Regions from separate parts of the Homo sapiens genome. Here region 1 is linked to region 2. A link is a contact called in ENCODE POLR2A ChIA-PET data. All regions are on one chromosome and are shown on one strand. The core of a region is the stretch at or near the end of the contact, and the rest is flanking DNA. Distances in the headings are between cores, read along the strand shown. Region 1 holds the start of ZNF655 (zinc finger protein 655). Region 2 holds the start of DAGLB (diacylglycerol lipase beta).

What was found. ChIA-PET counts read pairs that join two places held with the same protein, here RNA polymerase II (POLR2A).
Region 1: POLR2A ChIA-PET joins it to region 2 with 13 read pairs in naive thymus-derived CD4-positive, alpha-beta T cell. The contact joins the promoter of ZNF655 here to the promoter of DAGLB in region 2. POLR2A ChIA-PET finds 5 or more read pairs at or near these places in 2 of 52 experiments (activated B cell and naive thymus-derived CD4-positive, alpha-beta T cell).

Annotation. Positions count from the first base shown.
Region 1 is chr7:99,557,193-99,561,128 of GRCh38, reverse strand. ZNF655 (zinc finger protein 655) reads right to left here and starts at 2,487. Exons shown (of 3, transcript NM_138494.3): 1 at 2,342-2,487; 2 at 434-596. The coding sequence starts at 569. It also overlaps a transcript of FAM200A not described here. RefSeq lists enhancers at 2,413-2,682, 2,713-2,842.
Region 2 is chr7:6,445,552-6,449,962 of GRCh38, reverse strand. It overlaps DAGLB (diacylglycerol lipase beta), which reads left to right and starts at 2,009. Exons shown (of 15, transcript NM_139179.4): 1 at 2,009-2,215; 2 at 3,859-4,010. The coding sequence starts at 2,121. RefSeq lists an enhancer at 1,752-1,801.

The DNA of each region.
Region 1 (3,936 bases), core at 1,238-3,737, about 93 Mb before region 2:
CTGCAGTTACAACAGAATGGATGGCAGGTGACAAAGCAAAGAAAAACTAAGTGAAGGGAACAGGGGAAAGAAAGGTCCTGAACCTAAGAGGAAGTGAGAGCCAGGAAAGGACTGTGAGATGTGGCAAAAGCAGCATATCTTAGAAATTATTCTGGATGTGAGAACTGGGATGAAGTGAAGGTTGCCTGAAGGAAAAACCACCACAGCGAGTAAGCAGCCATCACTCTGCTTATTTGAGAAAGATGAGCTATCCTTAATAAAGGGGCTCAGACTAGGACTGAACTGAGTCACATCTGCCCCCTCTTTCATTCCTCCCTCTAGGGACCATGTTCTTATTCCAGTTCTTGGCCTCTCTCAAACCAGGCCCAGGAGCCCCCTCGGGAGCCCCTCCGCACTCCCACTCTCCCAGACGGAAGTGCTTTCTCTGCCTTACCCCCAGTGAGTCCCTGTTCCATGTCGGTGTCCTGCACAAACTGAGGCTCTGGGGACAGACACTCAGACTGGGTCTCCAAAGACTGAAACTGGACCCTTGGTGACCCTGCTGCTTCCTGGGCTGGTATTTCCTCCATCACTGCTCTGGAGGACAATGACCATCACTGCAAGGTAAGATTAAGAGAAATTACTGTAATAAGTTAAAGCATTTCATCATTTTATATCGTCAGGACTTTGCAAAGGATCTTACACACTATGGATATTCAATAAAAATTAGTTGATAATGATTAACCACCCTAAATAAGTAACAGAAAAATGGGGCCAGGCGCAGTGGCCTGTAATCCCAGCACTTTGGGAGGCTGAGGCGGGAAGATCACTTGAGGTCAGGAGTTCAAGACCAGCCTGATCAACATGGTGCAACTTCTTCTCTACTAAAAATACAAAAATTAGCCAGCGTGGTGGTGCGGGTCTGTAATCCCAGCTATTCGGGAGGCTGAGGCAGGAGAATTGCTTGAATACAGAAGGCATACGTGGCAGTGAGCCAAGATTGCACCACTGCACTCCAACCTGGGCAACACAGTGAGACTCCGTCCCAAAAAAAAAAAAAAGAAAAAAAAGAAAAAGAAATATGGATATGCTTCAGCTTTAAATACTTAAGAACCAAATCATAGAAGAGTCTCTAATTTGGAATTTGTGGCATTAAAAAAATTAACACGGTACAATTTAATAGTGTAAAGCTTTCTGTGGAAACTTTAAAATATTTAAAATTGGCCACGTGCGGTGGCTCAAGCCTGTAATCCCAACAGTTTGGGAGGCACAGACGGGTGGATCCCTTAAGCTCAGGAGTTCCAGACCGTCCTGGACAACATGGTGAAACCCCGTCCCTACAAAAAAAAAAAAAAAAAAAAAAATTAGGTGGCCCAGGCCTGTAGTTCCAGCTACTCCAAAGGCCAAGGCAGGAGAATCGCTTGAGCTTGGGAGGTAGAGGCTGCAGTGAGCTATGACTGCGCCACTGCATTCCAGCCTGTATGACAGCGTGACAGCCCACCTCAAATAAACAAAACAAAATATTTAAAATTTACAATCGTCTTTGGAGGCTCAAGTTGGTGCCCAGAGAAAAATGCTAGTTATGATTGCTCATTTTATTTTAATTTTGTTTTAGCAGAGATGGGAGTCTCGCTATGTTGCCCAGGCTGGACTCGAACGCCTGGCCTCAAGCGATCCTCCCACTTCGGCCTCCCAAAGTGCGGGGATTACGGCGTGAACCACCGTGACAGGCCCGCGTTTACGTAAATAAACTCATTTAAATAAATAAAACAGCAGGCCCCCTAGGAAATGTCTTGGTAACACCGTCAGCCCACTCCGATTTACTACACGGGCTTGGCGAATAAAACTCCACTTTTGGGGTCAGGCCCTTCGCTAACTCAGACCAGCTAGACCGGCCTTTTCCCGGAATCCTGAGAGCAACGCAGGTAAGAGCTGCGGTTCGAACAGGTTTGAGCGGCGTCCTTCAGGCCCAAGGACGCATGAGGGTGCCGTCCCCCTCCCACCACCCTCGCCCTGGGCCCCTGCCCGGCTCCCAGCTCGGTCCTCAGAAGGCCTTGCCCGGCGCTGCCCTCCTCCCACTTCCCTTTTAGGCCAAGGCAAAGTCCCAAAAGGACCAGTGAGGACATACAGACCAGCTCGCACCAGGGCACGGTCGCCGGCTCCTGACGGCGGGGCCCTCGGTCCGCGAGGTGAATGAACCAGGGCTGAAGAGAAACAGGCCCTCCTCGCACCCGGGCCTCCGCGCACTCTCGGGGAAGCGAACTACCGTCGGCCGCGGCCGGACGCCGCCTCCTTCTACTCCCGTGAAGGCAAAACAAGCTGCCACCCCGCTGCGACCCCAAAACGGCTTCCGGGTACTCACCGAGGGGAGGGGCGGGCCTGGCCGCTGTCCTGTCACCTACACACTCGCGCTCGGGGCCACCACAGCCTCTCCCGGGCCGCTGTAGACAGCCCCGAGGCCGGCGCTTCTCGGTGGCACTTCCGGCGACGGAGTGCAGGGTCCCGAATGAGGGCCCCCCCTCCTCCGCCCAGGCATGAGGGTCCCGGATGTGGGTGAGAGCCCCGGATGAGGGTCCCGGATGTGAGTGAGGGCCCCGGATGTGAGTGACGGCCCCGGATGAGGAACTCGGAGGAGGAGCTGGGCCCGCGCGTCCATGATTCGAAGGCTCGTTTTCGCAGCTTTTCCACGTCTTTTTCCGGTCCCACTGCCCTCCATGCTAACTCACTGGGCGTCTCTAGCCGTTATACCAACAATGACTGCGACCAGTGTTGGGAAAGCGCCCCCTGGGCCCCTCCCTGACGCCAGCCCATCCTTGAGACTCCCTGCAAGGAGGCGGCCCGACCCAGTGGGTGCGTGTCGTGGGGTGAGGAGGAATGGCCGACCTAATGGTCCCGCTTCCGTGAGTAGCACAGGGGTGCCTGCTCAGAGTGTAGTACAACGCTGACAAGTAGAAGGCGAGGATTGCGGGGCCTGGGTGAGATGGGACCCACTAAGTTGTGGGATCGAAATCTCAGTAGGTCCTTGGGGAAAGCGGGGACGGGAGGGGAGATGAGCAGATTGGAATAGAACCGAGAGAGACGGAGGAAACTGACAGTTGCGTCCCTGGTGGGAAGACTAAAATCTATGCAGAAACAGGGATAGGCAAAAGCATTGTGCACAAGCGGGACAGGCAGAGCGCCGGGACAGAAACCCTTAGGACATTCTGACACCTTGCTGAACCTGGATCCTTACAGAATATGTCTTGTAGGTGAAGCTAGATCTGCAAGGCATAGGCAAGCCTCTTAGAGAATCAGAAAAGTGATTTGGAAGGAACTTCAGCTGTTACTACTTTGTTTAAGCAAATCAAATGCTGTTCTTTAATGTTACTGGACGTTTCAAATTAAACACAAGAAAACCTGAAGTGTGGCATTTTATATATTTTTTCAAAATGTATCAGCTTCTTGGAGATTCTGATATTCCTTTCCTCTCTTTATCCCTAAGTATCATTTATCCAACCTAAATTCATACTAGGACACAATCTCTCTAGTCTGCAGTGCCCGTCACAGTGGAGTCAGGATCGGAGAAAGAAAATGCACTGCTTAGTCCATTTCATGCTGGACAGCTCCAATTAGAAACTTTTCCTTGTGTTGAACAGAAATACACCCCTGGTGATGTCTATCTATTGTTCCTGTTGACAGGTCCCCAGGACAATAGATGACACAGTACTTCTTCCTCTTCATAACGGCCATTTTAATATCCTAGGAGAGCTAAAGGTTTGGAGTTCTTCCTGAGTTGCCATTTCCCCACCTAGAACCCTTCACAGGTTGTACCTATTAGCAATGTGATGGGAAACCATTTCAGCAGCAAAGGTGAGTGAGCTATGGCAGTGAGGCACATCGCGTCCAAGTTTTAGCTGACTCAGGCAATTGGCTCCAGTGAGAGGACCACAAAAGGTACCCACTTAAAGAGGCCACTTC
Region 2 (4,411 bases), core at 760-3,259:
ACAGAATGTAGAACCCCTGGAGCAAAAATGACCCTGATGTCTTTTCAGAGGGGGAAAAGGCGGCAGGCAGTGGGGTGGGTGATAGAGGCAAATAGTAACCAGGGAGACAGATAAATGAGCCCTTACAAACTTTTGATGTGTGACTACCAGGGAAAGGCCTTTGCCAGGGGCTGGAGTGTAATTTTTTTTTTTTTTTTGAGACGGAGTCTTGCTCTGTTGCCAGGCTAGAGTGCAGGGCGCGATCTTGGCTCACTGCAACCTCTGCCTCCCAGGTTCAAGCGATTCCCCTGCCTCAGCCTCCCAAGTAGCCAGGACTACAGGTGCGTGCCACCACACTTGGCTAACTTTTTTTTTAAATTTTAGTAGAGACGAGGTTTCACCATGTTGGCTAAGATGGTCTCGATCTCCTCCTGACCTCGTGATTCGCCCACCTTAGCCTCCCAAAGTGTTGGGATTACAGGCGTGAGGCACCGCGCCTGGCCTGCAATGTAATTTTATGCACAAAGTGCAGCCTTGCAAAGTCCCAGGCAGGGTGCAGGCTTTATCTGAAGGTTCACAAAGTCACCCTGGCTGCTGAAGAGGGCACAGCAGAATGAGAAAGCACAGTGGGGTGATGAGCCCAGGCAGGAGATGAAGGTGGCTCAGACCAGGGTGGGGCAGTGGGGGTACTGAAAAGCGCTCAGACTCCACCCCGCCAGCTGCAGGGTGGTTTCAGACCCTGAACTCGAGGGGTTCCTAACACGGGCTCCTTACAGCAAGGGGCACAGATGGAAGCAATGTTGTCCCATGCTTGCAAGTCTCACAGAACGGGATATGAGTCCCACACCTGCCATTGACAGCCTGGGTCTCTAGGCTAGCTAATTCCTCCAGGCCTGAAGCGTCCCTCCTTATAAAATGAAAATTTCGGTCAGGTGTAGTGGCTCACGCCTGTAATACCAGCACTTTGGGAGGCTGCGGCGGGAGGATGGTTTGAGGCCAGGAGTTCAAGACCGGCCTGGGCAACAGAGTGAGACTCCGGTCTCTACAAAAAATAGGAAAATTTATGGAGAAACCCCATCTCTACTAAAAATACAAAATTAGCTGGGCATGGTGACACATGCCTGTAATCCCAGCTACTCAGGAGGCTGAGGCAGGAGAATCGCTTGAACCCAGGAGATGGAGGTTGTGGTGAACCAAGATCGCGCCATTGCACTCCAGCCTGGGGCAACAAGAGCAAAACTATGTCTCTAAATAAATAAATAAATAAATAAATAAATAAATAAAAATAAATTAGCCGGGAGTGTGGCACGTGCCTTTGGTCTCAGCTACTCAGGAGGTTGAGGTGGGAGAGTCGCTGGAATCCAGGAATTCAAGGCGGCATTCAGGAGTTCAAGGCTGCAGTGAGTCATGATTGCGCCACTGCACTCCACCCTGAACGACAGAGCCATACGCTGCCTTAAACAAACAGACAAACAGGGCCGGGCGCAGTGGTTCACGCCTGTAATCCTAGCACTTTGAGAGGCCCAGGCGGGCGGATCACTTGAGGTCAGGGGTTCGAGACCAGCCTGGCCAACATGGTGAAACTTCGTCTCTACTAAAAATACAAAAATTAGCCGTGGTGGCGCGCTCCTGTAATCACAGCTACACCGGAGCCTGAGACAGGTGAATCGCTTGAGCCCGGGAGGCGGAGGATGCAGTGAGCCGAGATCACACCCACTGCACTCCAGCCTGGGAACAGAGCGAGACTCCGTCACCAAAAAAAAAAAAAAAAAAAAAAAAAAAAAAAAAAAAAAAAGGAAAAGGAAATATCACCAGAACGGATATCACTGCACTCTTCACGAAAAAGAAAAAGAAAATACCAGAACGGATTTCACCGACCGGCAGACCTGCAATCGACTCAGCCAGCGCCTTCCGGATCAGCGTTTCTGCGCAGGCGCAGACAGCTCCGGCGGAAGAGGCGGTGTAGGGCTCAGTGCGCTTGCGCCGATCTCGGCCTCAGCGTGAGCATGCGCAGGTCCCCGCCCTCGCTGCGTTTGCGCTTGAGCGCCGATAATTTGGTGGCGGCGTCCGGAGGGTGCTGGTTTGTTCTCGGTGAACGGCGCGCGGGGTCTCTCCTGAGTGCGAGCTACGGGACCTTCGCCATGCCGGGGATGGTACTCTTCGGCCGGCGCTGGGCCATCGCCAGCGACGACTTGGTCTTCCCAGGGTTCTTCGAGCTGGTCGTGCGAGTGCTGTGGTAAGGACGGCGGCTACGGGGGCGGTGGAGCCCACCGGAGAGGGAGCGGGGGGCGAGCTGTCCCTTGAGACGGTGACAGAAGTGGCTTCCCAAGCACTGTCGCGGTCCCAGCGCTGGCCACGCATCCTCTTATCGAGTTCTCACCACTGCCCGAAGAGGTGGGCAGTGGTGCTGTGTCCATTTGACGGATGACAAACCGAAGCCCCCAGAGTGTGTGGGCTGACCCCGGGGGACAAACAGGGGGTTTCGAAGTCCGCGCAGCAGGACGCGAGCACCCCTTTGTGTGCAGCGCCGAGACCTGGCCCTGGGGTGCCACGAGGGTGTTACCGCCGGCAAAAGCCTTGGCCTCGAGTTCTCCTTTCTTGAGGCGGGAGCAGCCACTTGTGCCCTTCCTTCCCTTTGTACGGGGCACTTGAATCTGCAACACGAAGGATAGGAAAAAATACCGAGCCGGTTGTGGCTGCATTTCGTGAGAAGCAGACAGGCTCAACATACAACGCTGTTGTCTTTCAAAGTGTGGAATCAGTGGGAAGTGGCATTGGTACCTGAAGTCTGTTCCCAGAGGATCTGTGCAGGGAATGAATCATTGTTATGCAAAAGTAGATTCTTGGCTGGGCGCCATGGCTCACGCCTGTTATCTCAGCACATTGAGAGGCTGAGACGGGAGGATTGCTTGAGGGCAGGAGTTTGAGACCAACCTGGGCAACATAGTGAGACCCCTTTTCTTTTTATTTTTTTGAGACAGGGTCTCACTCTGCTACCCAGGCGGGAGTGCAGTGGTGCGATCACCACTCACTGCAGCCTCAACCTCCTGGGCTCAAGCGATCTTCCCACTTCACTCTTCCAAGTAGCTGGGACCACAGACTCGTGCCACCACGCCCAGCTAACTTTTTCTATTTTTTGTAGAGATGGAGTCTCACCGTGTTGCCCAGGCTAGTGTCCAACTCTTGTGCTCAAGTGATCCTCCTGCCTTGGCCTCCCAAAGTGCTAGGATTACAGACGTGAGCCGCCGTGCCGGGCCTAGATCTTTTATTGTTGGCAATTATATTCCAGGCCAGGTGCAGTGATTCATGCCTGTAATCCCAGCACTTTGGGAGGCCAAGGCAGGAAGATCACTTGAAGCCAGGAGTTCAAGACCAGTCTGGGCAACATAGCAAGACCCTGTCTCTACAAAAAGAAAATTATATTCCAAAGTGAACCTTGCCTTGTTTTGGAAAATATTAACTCCTTTTATTTCTTTTTTTTTTTTTTTTTTTTTTTTTTTTTTTTTGAGACGGAGTCTCATATCGTTGCCCAGGCTGGAGTGCAGTGACACGATCTCGGCTCACTGCCACCTCCACGTCCCAGGTTCAAGCAATTCTCCTGTCTCAGCCTCTCGAGTAGCTGGGACTACAGGTGCGCACCACTACGCCCAGCTATTTTTTTTTTTTTTTTTGTATTTTTCGTAGAGACAGGGTTTCACCATGTTGATCAGGATGGTCTCGATCTCCTGACCTTGTGATCCGCCCACCTCACCCTCCCAAAGTGCTGTGATTACAGGTGTGAGCCACCGCGCCCTGTCCCCTTTTATTTCTTTGTATCATGTTCTACACAGCAGCTCCTTGGATTTCATTTCTGACCCTTCCCTTTTTTTTTTTTGCCAGGTGGATTGGCATTCTGACGTTGTATCTCATGCACAGAGGAAAGCTGGACTGTGCTGGTGGAGCCTTGCTCAGCAGTTACTTGATCGTCCTCATGATTCTCCTGGCAGTTGTCATATGTACTGTGTCAGCCATCATGTGTGTCAGCATGAGAGGTAAAAAGTAGCCTTTTCTATTTGATACCTATTTTTTTATAGCTTTATTGAGATATAATTCACATACCATACAATTCACTTCTGTAAACTTTCCAATTCAACAGTTTTTAATATAATCACAGAGTTGTGCAGCCATCACCATCATCAAGTTTATACCATTTTCTTCACTCCTGAAAGAAATCCTGTACCAGGCGGGACACAGTGGCTCACACCTGTAATCCCAGCACTTTGGGAAGCCGAGGTGGGTGGATCACTTGAGGCCAGGAGCATGAGACTAGCCTGGCCAACACAGTGGAACCCCATCTCTACGTCTCTACTAAAAATAGAGAAAATTATGTTGGTGCATGCTTGTAATCCCAGCTGCTAGGGAGCTGAGATCATGCCACCGTACTCCAGCCTGA